Linked DNA regions of Homo sapiens: region 1 is linked to region 2. Evidence: chromatin loops called from intact Hi-C (ENCODE). Cell type or tissue: sigmoid colon. All regions are shown on one strand. Each heading gives the region's core, and the rest is flanking DNA. Links, peaks and the distances in the headings are about the cores only. Region 1 overlaps LOC107985869 (a long non-coding RNA gene). Region 2 overlaps PIRAT1 (PU.1 (SPI1) induced regulator of S100A8 and S100A9 alarmin transcription 1).

Region 1 (8,336 bases), core at 227-8,226, 55 kb before region 2:
TTATGTCCTCAACACATCCTAGGCTGAGCAAAGGTTCTGAATGAAGAAATGCAGAGGTTGCTTGGACTTAGCCCGGGTTGTGGAGGAGACACTTCTTCCTTTCTCATCCTCACAAGGGGTCCTTACTCTGGCCCTACAGCAGCAGCACTAGAGGATCTGTCCAGAGCAAGGGCCTACTCTTTCTCCCTTGCTCCTGGTCTCTTCCCATAGAGCCTCCAGGCTGGAGTGGTGATGGGTGGTTCAAACTGCTCCTGTTACCGTCTCTGTCTGAGTCAGGGCTGCAGACCCTCCCCTGGGAAGCATGGCTGGAATTTCATACTTCCTTCAATCCTCATTCATTCATTCATTCATTCATGGAGTATGGATTGAGCTGCTACTGGGTACCAGTCAATCTCACTGGGTCCGCCTGGTGGTCTGCCAATCCAGATACTGAATACTTACTATGGTGAAGGTGCTATCAAGGTGAGGCCAGGCAGGCCTGTTCAAGATTTGGGACATCAAATGGCAGGGCAAATGTGAGAGAAGGCAGCCCTCGATGCAAGAAGCGATATCCGGCAAACCCCCAGGGCAGCAGTGGGGTCTGGGGAGAAACTTAACACTGAAGAGGTCCCTAGGATCTGTGGTCATTGCAACTAGGAAAGCTGGTTTGCAACCCTTCTTCTACATGCTCAGCACCACCTTAGGACCTAGCTTTTCTGGATTTGAAGGGCTGGTACCAGATTCAGAACAGACAATTTTCCTGGCAGGGGCCACATAGAGATCCATATGCTTAGAATGTTGTAGTTTATTCTTTGAGGTTAGTAGAGAGATCATAGCAACCATAACGTTTGGGCTTTGCCCTCGAGGTTTTTCTGTCTGTGGAAGTACTGTGGGTATTCTTCCCAAAAATACAATGGGGAGTTCAGGGTCAAGAGGAGCCAGGAATCTCTGAAAAATGGAGGCAAATGATCCCTGTTCTTCCTTCCTGCACAGTGAGGAACAATGCCCTCATCCTGCACCATTTCATCCTGGCTCAGGGATAGAATGTCCTCATCACAACATGCTGTTCTATCCCTGGGTTAAAGGAAGGAGAGATTAAATGAGGCCTACTGGATTTCCTAAATATTGCCTCCTCCCATTTCTTAGAGTCCCATAGACAAGGCTTTCCTCATAGAAGAGGCTTTCATTTTCTTTTAAATCACAGGGTTGTTTATAAGACAGATTAAGCATAAACTCAAATGCTAAATCATCTGATACTCAACAGTCTGATACCAAATATCTGAAGTAAAAAGCCTGTGACCCGATGATGGCATTCAAGTGATAAATCACTCTGATCAGAAAAGGATGCAAGAAAAGCAGCTGAAAGTCTGTCTCCCCAGCCACGTGGCTTTGATCTCTGGGAAAGTGGATATTAGTGCAGACAGCAGTTCATAGGTCTTGATTAGTCCGTTCAAACCAGTGACTATGATTTCTCTGTAGATACAAGCACAAAAAAAGTCAATAAACGTTGGGCTGAACTTTAAACAACTGTCTTTTCAGAGAAAACCCAGTTGCATACAAGGAAGATTACTGCACTAGCCTGAAGACAAATGTCTACAAATATTATACGCTCAAGTGCAGGGAGGAGTTTTGTTCAAGGCAGCACAGAAAACAAATTACTCTGGTCTTAAATAAGATCCTTTGAACGGGCAGCAGCAAATCAGTACAAATTAGGACAAATGCATTCTTGACTGATATAATTTCCTTATTCTGCCTGAAAAATGCCACCAATCAGACTATAGACAGCTATGTCCCAAAAACTGGGGCCTCCGGTTACATGGTGGTTGAGTCAATTTGGTGGAAGTTCAAACCCCTAAACCAGCTCTTTATTCCACTTCCTGGGTACTGGTCTTATATTTCCAGGCAGGCAATTGAAATTTGACCATGGTTTTATTTTGCATCTCTTGGCCAGCAAATGTAAATGCAGCACCCATAAAGCACTGAGTCCCCAGAGCCTGTGGCAGGGCCAGCAGAGACTGGATGTAATTGGGAACAAGAATGGTTGCAAGATCTGTTTTCCTGGGATGGTCCTGGCTTAGGACTATGGTTCTAGAGTCCCTTCCGGCTTGCATTTGCCACTCTCTACAGTTTCTCAGTTTGGAATGATGAATTACAGTCACTCTAGGGGAGATCATTTCCCTAGCCCCAGGCATTGTTTCAAAGAATGGATGTACATGGGGGCTTTTTGTTTTAGATCAAGGAAGAGTCTGTGCTTAGGCAGGTGGTGTTGAGTCTAGAGAGAGAGGATAGGCACCCACCCAGCCATGGGTCTTTTCTTCCCACAGGCACCTCAGACTGAGCACTGGAATGGGTGAGTCAGAGGCTGAAGGGGCCCTACTGATGAGGGGTCTTGTGAGATCTGGTGGAGAGGGGTAGGCTTCCCATTTCTGTGCTGAATGGAGAGGCAGCATCTGCTAGAGACCAGGGAGGTGCAGGGCCCCAGTGGCAGGGAAGCAGGTTCTTTCACAGGACTCCAGTTCCCTACCTCTCAGGGCTTAGCCAGAGAATGCACACTGAGCTTACCAGTAATACAAGTATTTTGGTAAAACCTGACTCAAATACTGTCATCATCTTCCGGTCCAGACTCCACTCCACTCCTGGACAGCAGCTAGTACTTTGTGTTTGGCCCTGCTTTTCTAGAACCTTCGTTTGGGGTACTTCTGTCTCCTACCAGACTGCAAGCTCCCCAGGGCAGGGAATTCATCTTTGCCTTACTCACACAACCTGGCCACACTCATTAAGTTCATTAGAGGGTGCCCAAGCAACATTGGTTGAATTAATGAATGAAACATAATGAAATACAATGCATCTAATTTTCCAGCTTGGCAGCAGCTGGCAAAACTTAAAAGCTGAAGTTATCAAGGAATGGGCTAACTCATAAAACACTTCAGCCCTCTTTACCCCTTTTTGGTCCAGGTAACACCGGTGATCACAGTAGCTCTTTGTGTGCATTGTTAATGACAAGAGTCTAAACATGCAAGTCTCTCTTTTTATCCATGATTTTTTTTTTCCTGAGATAGAATCACTTTATCATGCAATGAAGCTATATGAAGGTAAGATGCCTGAGAGAGTGTTTACCTTGCTAGAAAATATTTAGACGTGTGTTGAATGACTGATTTCGAGGTCCAACTCTGCATCCTTCTTCAAGAGACCTCTCGGGTGAGAGAGCAATGAATAGTGGCCCTTGGCTACCGTGTTGGGTCTGCACGGCTTTCAGGGGAGATGGCCACTCTTTATTGACAGGCATTTCCCTTATTTAACCACATGTTCCATGCACAGATGGTATTTATCTTCAGGAGATGACTCACGCCCTTGTCAACATACCTTTCTATATTAAATATCCCTATCACATACAAACTGGACCTCAGAGTGGGCTGGGTGGTATTAGAACAATCTCTTCCCCCTTTTTAGAAGCTGTGAAGATTTTTGAATTTACTCACAAGATCTACTTCCCAATGAACTAAGACTTTGTAGGATTTTCCTATTTAAGATCTGGGTTTAAACTCAGCTCTTCCATTTAACTGGCTATGTGGTCTTAAGATTACTGTCTCTGTGCCTCTATTTAATTACTTATAAAGTGAGAGCAATTTTCCTGATCTTATAGAGTCACTGAGAAGATTAAGTGAGGTAGTGGCACTGAGAAAGTTTGAAGCAAATATTTTTTGAATAAATAAATGACTAAAACAATAATATAAATGTTAAAAATCATCAACCAATTCAGTGTGTATAATGAGGCTTATTATTTACTGAGTGATCCCCGTGCATAAAGAATAGCTCTAAGTTCTTAAACCCATACCACCTTGTAGTTAAGGAATTAGAATGTAAGCCTACATCTTGTGGGTGGGCACCCAAGGCCACACTCTTAACTTCTACCTGCACTGCCTCTTCTTATTTGTAATAAATGTAATAAACTCCTTTTGGCACTAAATACTGCCCTGGAAAAAATGGTCAGCTTCTTCAACTGCGGCTGCCTTTACGCTAATGTAACTGAGGTTCTTAGAGTTTTATAACTTACTGAGCGAAATAAAAAAAAAAAAAATACCCTTATGACACCTTGGTTTCTGCACTAAGTAATTAATGACAAATTTGAGGATCAGGTATCTAGCTTCTGTTACCTGATATTCTGAGCTGAGAATGCATCAGACTCAGGCCTCAGAAATAACTTCACTGAGAGTAAAATGGGAACAAGTTTCTAGTTAGTGAAAACTGGAGCATATGATGACTTGACTGTACACGTGGGGGCAAATAGCAGTCCTCTCTCTCCCATTTCTGGAAAGGGTTTCGTTTCTCTTGGGCCCAGTATTTTCCTGGGTTCTGATAGCCTCTGCTGACTTTGAACTCATCCTCTGTCATTGTAAAAAAGTATACAAGCATTTGCTCAGAACTGTGCTAGACTCTGTGTGATTGCTTCAAGACAGCTCTATCAAAATAAGAGTTATCACTTATTATGAGGCTGTGATGCTCTAGGGACTATGCTAAGTGCTTCATGTATTTTTATAGTCAGGGTAGGCTAGTTTATGCTGTGGCAACAAACAACTCCCAAATCTTAGTAGCTAACAATGAGCTTACTTCTCAATCTCACTAAATGTTCAGTGCCGGTTGGCTGGGGGCTCCACTCCACCTCGCCTCACACAGTGACCTGGAATAACAGAGCTTCCACCATCAAATGTGTTACTGGTCTCCCGGAGTCCCACCTCTAGAATTCTTGCATACAATATCGAAAAGTCTCCCGAACTTTCGTAACTTTGCCATCTTGGGCTCTTAAAGAAAACACTAATTGTATGTTTTGAAATCCAGAAAAGGAAAGGAGTGAGGGATGTTAAGATCAGTCACTCCAGCGATGGCTTAAGCCTCCCCTGGCACAGGCCCCAGGGGTGAGCTTGCTTCTGTGGATTTCCAGCCGGGAAGCACCACCCCGGTTTATTTTCAGAGGTGGAAACTCAAGCAACAATTATCTCCCATCACAGCAAATTAAAAGCCCAGGCTCACCCATCCCAGGAGCGGGGCGAGCACAGGACCATAATGACAGGCCAAGGTTAGTGCATTTCCTTTAAAGGCATGAGCCACTCATGAAACACAAAATAAACAGAGACATAAAAGTCCATGGAAAAGGCCCACAAGTGAGAGCAAGCGTTCGTGCCAAGATCAGAGAGTGTATTTTGATTTTTCAGGAGATTGAGGATTGTAGCAGCAAAAACTGCTCAGTGGATGAGTTGTGGTCTGTGTTTAGGATAATGTGGAAGCTATTGTGTACAACACTGCAGAGGGTGGGGGACGAGTGGCCCAATCTGTCACACAGACATATTTCTATGGCCTTAGAGCCCGGTCTACTTCCACCCACTCTAACCAGAATCTCTATTCCTGCCTGGACACCTGCTCAATGGAGCAGTGCGGCCCTGCTGGCCAGAGCTTCTGCTTGGAATGCCTCTCCTCTCTTATTTTTTTTATTTTTTTTTTTTTTATTTTTTTTTTTTTTTGAGACAGAGTCTCACCACTCTGTTGCCCAGGCTGGAGTGCAGTGGCATGATCTTGACTCACTGCAACCTCCACCTACCAGGTTCAAGTGACTCTCCTACCTCAGCCTCCCGAGTATCTGGGATTATAAGTGTCCACCACCACGCCTGGCTAATTTTTTATTTTTAGTAGAGATAGCGTTTCCTCATGTTGGCCAGCCTGGTCTCGAACTCCTGACCTCAGGTGATCCGCCTGCCTTGGCCTCTCAAAGTGCTGGGATTACAGGCATGAGCCACTGTGCCCAGCCTCCTCTCTTATAGTCTATGCCAGCATCATTGACAGGAACTTAGCCAAAACTCACCTCTTTCAGGAAGTCCTCCAGGACTAATGCTTCTGGGTTCTACGACCCTCCTGTTGCAGGTTGTTTATATATAGCTGTCTCTGCTACTTAATGTCAGTGAAGATTTGTGGTTGTGTCAGTTTTTTGGGGGAGTTCTTTTGAGCTTTGTTATCATATAAGATCTTCAGGAGTATAGATTTTTATTTTTCTTTATATTTATGCTACACACGTTTAACTTCCAAAAAACATTTTCTCATGCACCACCTAATTTTATCTTCAGTATCACCTAGTGAGGTGGGTAGGGATTCCATATGACAGTTAGGAACTTATATAGCAAGATGGCTAGGAGTATGGGCTTTGGCTTGGGCAGGTTTCTAATCTCTCTAAGCCCCAATTCTCTCATCTGTAAAACAGGGATAAAAATAGTTTCTGCCCATAGGTTATTTTAAGGATTAAATGAGATAACACAGGTAACATGCTTACCTCACACAATAAAATTGTTGTTGTTTTAATGATGATGGAACTCAGGCTCAGAGAAGTAAATATACAAGAGGTGGCTCAGTGTGGTATGGAAAGCACCTGGGCTTTGCATCCAGCATGCTCAGGAAATGACTGAATAAAATAACTGGATGCTTTAAAAAAAAAAAAAAAAGAAAAGAAAAGGGCTTGGAGGCAACAGATTCTGATGATATCTGACATGTGGTGACTTTGGAAAACCACTTTGCCTCTCTGGACCTCGGTTTCTTCATCTTTTAAATATGAAAAAAATATATCATGTGTCACATATGTGGTGGGGGGTTTGAGAGGATTCATTCAAAAGTACTTTTGAAAGCATAATGTAAACTGTGGCATGCCTCAGAAATGTTAATTTAATTAACCTGCTTAAATTCATGCAACAGGTCCATGCTGGAGCCAGATTGCCTTATCCCTGGTGTCATCTCCAGCAGGCTGAGTCCCCTTGGAGCCTCCATAAATGCTGCTGGCTGGCTGGCGGGGCACATGGGTGGGCTGCGTACCACACTCCAAGCACTTAGCATTGAGCAGTGGTGGCTCCAGCTGGCAGCCTCACCCTCTCTCCTCCCCACACTCATGGACATTGAAATTGTGTAGAGAAAGCAGAGCTCAGAAACCAGAGCCATTTCTGCTCTCCCTGACTCCTTCACCTCATCTCTGCTGTTGACAAAGAGAACAAGAGGGGCAGTGAGAGAGATTTAACTATGACGTTGGTGCAGAAGTAATCGCGGGTTACATTAAAAGTCATGCCAAAACCCGTGATTACTTTTGCACCAACCTAATAAAACGGATCCTAGTGCATTAGGGATGGTGGCACTGGGACTGAACCTAAGAAGGAAGGGAGGACTCTTAGAATCCACACAGCAACCTGCATCCCAAAGCATGTGGATTTTACTAGTGTTTTCCCATTGGCCCATGGACTAACTTTTCAGAAACCAGCTTCTTTTTTTGATTTTCAGGGAGAATGTGGTTTGTTTTCACTGCATGAAGTCACTTCGGCCTTCTTCCCTGTCTGTGGGCAAGTTCAGGGTAGAAACTACCAGGTACTCTGAGAACTACGCCATGGACTTCCCTGCTCAGAGAAGAACAATCTGCTTCTGACGTTTCACTTTGGTTGTAAAGGACTTCAGGGATTATCTCAGCCTCTTCAAACCAAAATTCCTCTGAAATGCTTAAATTGGCCCAGATAGGGTCAGGTCTGGAATAATCAGTTCAGCTTATGCTGAAATACTTTATTTCCATCCTGCCTGCTTCCACATCCACTTTTCTGAGCATTATTTCCTCCAGAACAATTTAGAGATCTCTGAGGAGCTGATTAGATGATGATGAGGTGAGCATGCTCCCACCACATGGCCACAAGGATTGATAGAGATCAAGGACTGAGAGGTTTGGCCCCAAGCTTGACTGAGGATGATGTCGGGGATATTCCCAAGACCCTCTCTCAGACACAGATGGTCTGACCCTTTATTGGTCATAAGGATGAAGTGGAAGTTAATGAGACTCTCAGCTTGGAACTCCCTGGATGTAAGATTATAGCATATCTGTTTATCCAAAGAATTACGTGTGTCAGAGCAGTAGGTCTTCACAAATTCATTAGGTTTATAACAATCAACCATAGTTACAGGAGAAAGATGCTGTGAGCTCCCTTTATACCCCTGTTCAGTATCTGTACAATCTTACCCTCTAAACGTATTCCTTCTGTCTCACCTTAATCATGTATTGCTTATCTATTTCCTCACAACAGTCTACCTCAAAATTTGTGGCCTACAATGGCAACCATGTAAACCATGTATTTGCTTATGCTTCTGTAATTTGGACCAGGTTCAGCTGGGCAGTTCCTCTGCCAGTCTCACCCGAGGTCATGTTCACTGCAGTCAGTTGGCAGGTGAAGGTGTGGGGAGTTGGAGAAAGACTCACTGGTCCCAGCCAGCCTCAATCACATGTGTTGGGCCTCAGTGGAGATGACTGGAACTACTGCGATGAGTAGGACACTCTCTCCATGTGATCACTC
Region 2 (8,336 bases), core at 183-8,182:
TGAGCAACAGGCTTGGTTTTTAATCATACATTGTCCTATAATATCACTTCACTTGTCATGAATTGTTACCCATTTCACTTTATATAAGTGAACTATATATGTGTGTGTGTGTGTGTGTGTGTTTCTTCATACTGTCTATGTTGGGAGTTCCCTGAAATATATGTTTTTAGACATTTTAATGACTCCTGTTAAATCTAGCACGTTTCTGGGACCATAAAAATGAATCTAATTCGAATATTTAGGGAGAACCAAAGCAAAGGGACAGCATTTATTAAAATTTAAAATGGCCACTGTGGAAATGGAGTCAAGCTATTCTGTGCACACAGTGTTGCTGGGATAAAACACGCTAGAAGAAATGGCGGTAAGTTCTTATTTGGTCAATGAATCATAATTCCCCAAAAGACAAGCATGATGCTTATGGCAGCCCTTAGTAATAATTCTTCATGTGTGGTTTTCTTGCTCATATTTTCTATGTATGCGGTGATTTCCAACTACACTCTGTGGAGCCCGTGGGGTTCTGAACGGATGCTCCCAGGATGTGTGGGAGGGGCAGGAAGAGCAAGAGTGGAGGGCGGGGCTCCTGTCAGCTTTCAGTTTCCCCTAGAGCCGTCAGCCTTTCCCTGTTGTATGTATTGGCCCTCCCTGTAATATTTCCTTTGGGAATAAAAAGTTTAGAAACCATAAGTCAAGTCACACCCTGGTCACCTCAGACTGGCAGGGAGTATGATCACTTTCATGTTTCGTCTCACAAAATGGATTTCTAGGTGAAGTATATTTAAAAAGAAGGTCACCAGGCACAGTGGCTCACGCCTGTAATCCCAGCACTTTGGGAGGCCGAGGCAGGCGGATCATCTGAGGTCAGGAGTTTGAGACCAGCCTGGTCAACATGGCGAAACCCCATCTCTACTAAAAATACGAAAATTAGCTGGGCATGGTGGCGCGTGCCTGTAATCCCAGCTACTCGGGAGGCTGAGGCACCAGAATTGCTTGAACCCGGGAGGCGGAGATTGCAGTGAGCCAAGATCGTGCCAGTGCACTCCAGCCTGGGTGACAAAGCAAGACTCTGTCTCAAAAAAAAAAAAAAAAATTAGGTTAATTTCCACATTTGGCCCTAATGTGGTCAAAACTTCAACAGCTGTGGATTAAAGAGAAAGCGACCACACCATCATCACCATCACCCTCTCTATCCCTGTGAAGCCCCAGACACACACAGTGGAAATGGAATTCAGAGCTAGAGTAAACCCAGGGTCTTGACGGACACTTTCGAAACAGCACTGCAGGTTTGTGATTTCCTTCAGATTTGGAGAGAGTCTCTTGATAACTCCTACCCTCATCTTCTGTTTTGATGGCAGAAAAAAGGGCACTATCTGTCTTTGTTTTGTGTTGCTATAACAGAATACCACAGTCTGGGTAATTTATAAAGAAAATTTATTTCTCACAGTTTCAGAGGCTGGGAAGTCCAATATCAAGGTGCCAGCACCTGGCAAAGGCCTTCTTGTGGTGTCATAATCTGAGAGAAGGCATCTTATGGCGAGAGAGAGGGAGCGTGCCAGCCCAAGTCTGTCTTCCTCGTCTTATAAAGCCACTAATCCCATCATGGGCCCCCACTCACGTGACCTCATCTAACCCTAATCACCTCCCCCAAAGGCCCCACCACCAAGTACTAGCAACATAATTTGGAGATTATGTTGACTGTTTCCTTTCTCCACCTCTCAGCTTGATTCTCAGAGTTCCATGTGATTGGAGAGGCCAGGGTGGGGGGCACTCTGACATCCACCTTGACCAGTACATTGTAGCTGTGCTGGACAGACCTCCTTTAAGAATAACACTTTTCATAAGGATTATTGCTAAAACCAAACTTCTCATCTTTTTTTTTTTTTAAGAGACAGAGTCTCGCTCTGTCACCACGATCTCGGCTCACTGCAACCTCCGCTTCCCAGGTTCAAGCAATTCTCCTGACTCAGCCTCCCTAGTAACCAGGACTACAGGCGCACACCGCCATGCCCTTTTTTTGAGATGGGGTCTGTCACCCAGACTGGAGTGCAGTAGCGCAATTTTGGCTCACTGCAACCTCCACCTCCCAGGTTCAAGGGATTCTTCTGCCTCAGCCTCCTGAGTAGCTAGGATTATAGGCATGCACCACCACGCCCGGCTAATTTTTGTATTTTTAGTAGAGATGGGGTTTCACTGTGTTGCCCAGGCTGGTCTCGAACTCCTGAGCTCAGGCAATCTGCCCACCTCGGCCTCCCAAAGTGTTAGGATTACAGGTATGAGCCACCGCGCCCGGCCGCTTCTCTTCATTTTTATGTGCAATAAATATTTAGAAATATCTTCTCTTAACTCTGTGGAACCATTGTTTCTTTATCTGCAAAATGAAGTTAATAATATCTTTCATAGTGGGCACTTGTGGTAATTAAATGAAGAAGAATGACAAAATAATTCAGAGAAACCTAGAATAAAGTGGGAAAGAGATAGCAGTGAAAATCTATTGGCAGTTGGCTAAGATGGTGACCCAAACCCTAGAGCACTAGGAAGGAGAAGGATGGAGACCACCACAAGTGATGCAAATGTCACTGATCTAGAAAAAGGAATACTGTTAGGATGTTATCACTCCCCTCACACTGTGAAGTCCCAGAAAAAAAATCTTAACTATGTTCAACATAAGAATTTAACTAAAACATAATGGACTATTTCCATTTTTCTTTACTTTCAGTGCTGTAAATAAAATCAACTTGTGGCCAGTAAGTATGTACAAGCTTTCTTCCTACTCTGTGTTAGCAGTATTTAGTATACCAAAAGTGAGAAGCTTTTCATATTGGAGGATTCTATCCAATTTGATATTTTCAATTACATTTAAGAGTACTCACTTGCATCGTCTCCTATCTGTGGTGCAATTTTTTTTTTTTTTTTTTTTTGAGACGGAGTCTCGCTCTGTCACCCAGGCTGGACTGCAGTGGCGCTATCTCAGCTCACTGCAAGCTCCGCCTTCTGGGTTCACGCCATTCTCCTGCCTCAACCTCCTGAGTAGCTGGGACTACAGGCACCCGCCACACGCCCAGCTAATTTTTTGTATTTTTAGTAAAGACGGGGTTTCACCATGTTAGCCAGGATGGTCTACATCTCCTGACCCCATGATCTGCCCATCTCGGCCTCCCAAAGTGCTGGGAGTACAGGCATGAGCCACTGCGCCTGGCCTGTGGTGCTGTTAGTTACAGAGTTGAGTTAAAATACAATGACCTACAAGCTAGTTGGGCCTTTTTATTTCTCTGCAACTAATCCCTGCAACTAATTCTCATGAGTAACCATCCTACTGTGCCAGAGGATTGTGCGAGGAATGGGGAAGGGAAATCTTTTATTGCAAAGGTCTTTGGATTCAAAACAGTGTCTTGAAGTTTAAAATGATTTTTTAGGGTAACCTGAGTATCTTTGGGAAAATGTTTAATCATTTAGATTCTCCTCCCAACCAAGATGACATCTGGCTGAAGAGAGAAACTCATGTATCCTCACAGTGACAGGGAACAGAGTTTACCAGCTGGGTTTCTGACCCAATATGGTCCGCAAGGTCTGTACCCTGGACACCTGTCTAAAATACGTGGCCAAATTTCATGGCCAGTAAAACTCATGGTCTGCTCTTTGCTGGCTCCAGCTGCCGGTCACTTCAAATGGTCTGTCTGGGTGTTGGTGGCATCTAATTGCTGGCTCTATCATGCAGAATGTTCACTGGTCTTTGGACAACTAGCTAGACAGCCACCGCAGAGCTTCCTGGTACTACAGAAGCATGACCTTCTCCATCCCCAATACCTAGATAGGGTCTACTTCAGGCCGTTGTCGGGGGCTCTTTATCTCCATGGAGCAGCTGTCCCTGGGGATGGTAGAATCTTGTCTAGGCCCCAGGAAACCTAGGAATTGCCACATTAACCTCATTTTTGAAGAAAATATATGCCCTATCCCAGATCATTATGCTACTACCTTGCCTTTGCCAATTACTACCTAAGAGATGTCAATGCAGGAATTCTTCAGAGACTTAACATCTTTACTGTCTCTTCTCAGGGAAACCTCTCTGCTTTAGATTCCTTTAATGGTATTTTACTTCTTAGAATCCTTTCTGGAGTTTCAATTCTTCTTCCTGTCTACATAACTCCCTTTTCCTTCCTGAGGCAGCATTTACTTTTTTCCTGCTCTAAGGTCATAATGGTAGCAAGAAATCATCAGAGAAAAACACAGCAGGAAGTATTTTAAAATTATCCTTTTTACACATAATTTAACTAATTTAATCTCTGTGATAGCTTCGCAGGGTTCTTTTCGCAGAAGACACTGAGGTTCAAAGAGGTTATATCACTTCCTTATGTGATTTAACCAAGATCAACAGCAAATCTGGTGTTCCACTATGGCAAACCACCTCCCAAGGACCTGGCAGGGGACAGACACTGCTGAGCTGTTTTCCATTCACAAGGAACTGCTTTTCTGCCTGGGTAACCCCAGTACATAGATCTGATTTGCCTTTCATGCTCCATACCTTCTCCTTTCCCCCACAAATGCAATGCAGGAGAGGAGAGTTACATGGCCTTTCAAGGTGTTTGGCCAGGAAGTCACTTAATAAAGAATTAACACATCATCACTGCAAAGTGGTTTCTGCATGAAAACAAAGGAGATGCTCATTTGTCACCACTCCCTTCTGAGCCAGCTAGGGACTATCAGGAGGTGATGAGTTTGCAATAAACAGCAGAAGTTGAGCACCAAGGCTTTTTCAAACAACTCCAAATAGTTGGCTGAAACCCAGAACACATTATTCTTTGTCCATCAGGATTCTCTCCTACACAGTTTTCCAGAGAAGGATGAAATTCCTTAGGTCATGTTATAAACATTCATCTTCTAAATCACGCCCCTAATAGAAAGAACAGAAGACAGAGCATGTGCTGTAAGTCATTCGCCTGCTGAATGTGCTCTGCACAGGGTGATGTAACATGTGGGGTCAGCCCCTGCGTCAACGACCAAATACACAAGTGTAACGAGATGGGGGGAACAAGACAGACTCCACATGGCCAGCCTGGGGGAGGGTGGGTGTTCCCCTGAGAGGAGAGTCTTGGAAAAGGCTTGTTGGGGAGGAGCTGAGGAGACACAGATTCACTAGGCTTTGCAGTGGTCTAGGACAGAGACGGGAATAAGCACATGGGCGAGAGGTAGCGCTTGGGCACCAGGGAGGAGAGGATAGCTGGGGGAGGAGGGGGAGTCAAGTGATTTTTTGGCCAGTCTAGAAGATGGATACAGTTAGTCTAGAAGCAGTCCAAAGCTAAGGCCTCCAATTCTTTCTGGTTTCCCAAAATCTTCCTCTCTCATCATCTCCTTATTTTCCTTTGCACCCAAAGGAATAAAGTTGTTACCCTACTGGAAAAGCAGGCAGCAAAACTGGTTTCTGTCCCTATCTCTCATCAATCTTCTTCTCCAGTTGGTAAATGCTTTAGCTTTCTTAGTCCTGTCAACGAGCCAAGCAATCTATACATTGACTCTTAGACCTGCGTTTCCCAGCACCCTTGCAGGAACTGGCCCTAGATGACCCTGCCTGAATAACTGATAAACTGTAATTGGCCTCACTTTCGTTAGCCCCACAGCCCCCTTCCCTAAGTTCATAGCCTCTCTTATCTATGCTGCTTAATTCAAGCATCCCAACCCTGTGAGGCAGCCCTACTGCAGCACTGGGCAAGGAATCTGAAGGCCTAGGTTCAAGTATTGGTTCTGCTTCTAATTAGCTGGGTGGCCAAGAGTATTTATAATAATGATAAGGATGTCTACCATCAAATCAGCAATTAGTAGATAAGGTCCTCTGCTAAGCAATTAAGTAAGAGTTACCGTATTAGAAAATGATTATCACAATTTCTAAATTATCTAGTAACTGGAAGCATTGGTACCTCTTTAACTTTTTTCTCCCCACGGTTATTAAATTTGAAAACAAAACAACAGTAATAAACCCATAAAACTGAAAGGCTGGCTGCACGCAGTGGCTCACGCCTGTAATCCCAGCACTTTGGGAGGCCGAGACGGGCAGATCACGAGGTCAGGAGATCGAGGCCATACTGGCTAACATGGTGAAACCCCATCTCTACTAAAAATACAAAAAAAATTTAGCCGGGCGTGGTGGCAGGTGCCTGTAGTCCCAGCTACTTGGGAGGCTGAGGCAGGAGAATGGCGTGAACCCGGGAGGCGGAGCTTGCAGTGAGCTGAAATCGCGCCACTGCGCTCCAGCCTGGGGGAAGGAGGGAGACTCCGCCTCAAAAACAAACAAACAAACTAAAAACAAACAAACAAACAAAAACAAACTGAAAGGCTGATCCTGATTCCCAGGATGAAAGTGAGGAGAAGAAAGGTTTTGTGGCATCTCCTTCAGTGGAATCCAAGTTGGAAAATAGGTGGGAGTAATGGGAAAAGGGAGATGGTTAAATCCCTGGGACGTTCAGGGACAGGAAGGAAGAAAGCAGGATGCTGTCCTGGGCAACATTTGTCCATCCGTGCCTTGAGCAAGGCTGCTCACCTTGGCACTGCTAAATAATCAGTGTTCTGCACTCTCAAGTCTCAACCCTGGTACTCATCCCCTAGGTAACCACGAGAAGCTACCTCGCCTTGAAGAGTTTCATGTCCTGCTTGGTAAGATTGGCAATGGTCAGATACCAAACTCAGAGGATACAACCAGGGTTCAGGCTCCTTCTCCCTGACAGACAAGCTGTCTGTGACCTTGGGTGAATCACTGAATAGGGTCTGAGTTCACTGTCTCACCTGAAATAGAAATACTGACGCCTGCCCTACCTTCCAGAGCGTCACAAGGGTCCATGCGATGATGCTGGGGCCAGTCTTTGTGAACCTTGAAGACACGTTTATGAAGTGAAGGGGTTGATAGGTGATGGGCAGGTCTTTCCAGCTAAGATACGTTTGGATTTGACAGTGCAATACAGTGACCTTAGTTACAGGAGGATGGCCTTGCAGAGTATCCAGCAGCCCCAGGGCTTCTCATGGCTACTTCCCATTCCCTGTAGCTGTAGACGGAGGGAAGGCTGAGGGTTGCTCATTTGACAGGCATCATTATCTTATTTCTCAGCTGATCAGAATCTGGCCAAAGAGTAAAATATTTCTCTTTTAATCTGGCAGTCATTTTCTTCTTTACTCTAAAGTCACTGAACAAGGTCAAGTTCAGGGAACTGAATTCCTCAGGAAAGGATTCCCTGATCATCTGGGAGACATTAGTTCATAGTTACGATGGGTGTGTCAAGGCCCCCGTGGCCTTCTCTCTCATAGTGTTTTAGTAAATTAAACCAAAGGTGGATTGTGTTGACCCAGGCATTAACTATGACTGTTTTCTATGGAGTGTTTCAGGTATGCTTTGTGAGTTTTATGATCCCAGCTCTCTTTCTTTCTTATGGGATGGGTGGAGTGGTGATGGGCATTGTTTTTCAGTTATTGATTTAAATTAATAACAGATCATCCTGTCCAAACACTGGATTGTGTACACAGGTGAACAGGCTATTCATCTTTAGGTGTTTAAATCCTGACTCCTTTTGCATATTGGTATAGACAGATGATCAAGCTACAAAAATACGAGGATCATCTCCCAATGAGCCCTCTCATACAGCTTCTAAAAGGTTAACAAAATAAAAAAGAATCCAGTTTCTATACTGATTAGAATCTATACTCTGATTTTTTTTAAAGTTGCAAATGTTAGGGAATGAATTGAATTCTATCTTTAGAGTAATCAAACTCGTTAGCCTCTTTGGAGAGCCCTGACTCCACTGCTATTATTAATTGTTTATTCTTTAATCAGCCCCTTCACTTCTCTGAACCTCAGCTCAGCTTCTTCATCTAAAGATGAGGGTAGGGTGTAAAACTATATTACATCATTTTTTAAAATGTAGTTATTTTAATTCTATGATGTAAGGTCTTTTCTCCTCTACTGTCTTTGGACTATGGGCAAGAAGTACCTTTTATTTCATGTTACCATTAACATAGTGCCTTGGACATGGTAAATGTTTGACGTATATTTATTGGATGGAATGGAACAGAGTTAATTGTAACCACCTACAATTCCTCATTAGGTTGATTTCCCAATGGCAGACCCATTGAACATTCCCATTTTACGAGGTAGGAACTGGGAAGGAGGGTGAGCTCACCCCAGGGAGGTGAGCCCACAGGCCCGTGGGCACAGTCTTGGGTGGTGGACTTAGACTAGAATCCAGCTCATTTACATCTCAGTCCAGTTTTTTTTTTTTTTTCACCACATACAATAGCCCCTTGCATCTTGTTTGCGCTTACTTAGGGGGCAGAAAAGTAAATGATGTGAAAAATGTACATCA

Evidence for each region. A loop is a pair of places that touch in the nucleus more often than their neighbours do. Peaks named below come from ENCODE experiments on the same cell type or tissue, not always from the same donor. Only the 100,000 strongest peaks of a DNase experiment are listed, where the experiment ranks them.
Region 1: it touches region 2 in a loop (2.1-fold over the local background); 5 of 110 quality-filtered maps call a loop at or near these places.

Annotation. Positions count from the first base shown.
Region 1 is chr2:37,777,906-37,786,241 of GRCh38, forward strand. It overlaps LOC107985869 (a long non-coding RNA gene), which reads left to right. Exons shown (of 3, transcript XR_001739409.2): 3 at 7,285-8,336. Among named protein-coding and RNA genes, the nearest start is that of PIRAT1, 94 kb to the right of the region's middle. In sigmoid colon, for the core only: no CTCF peak of the experiment used is centred there; a DNase peak (open chromatin) is centred at 4,996; H3K27ac peaks cover 1,007 bases.
Region 2 is chr2:37,833,162-37,841,497 of GRCh38, forward strand. All of the region lies in intron 2 of PIRAT1 (PU.1 (SPI1) induced regulator of S100A8 and S100A9 alarmin transcription 1), which reads right to left. Among named protein-coding and RNA genes, the nearest start is that of PIRAT1, 39 kb to the right of the region's middle. RefSeq lists an enhancer at 326-385. In sigmoid colon, for the core only: no CTCF peak of the experiment used is centred there; a DNase peak (open chromatin) is centred at 5,020.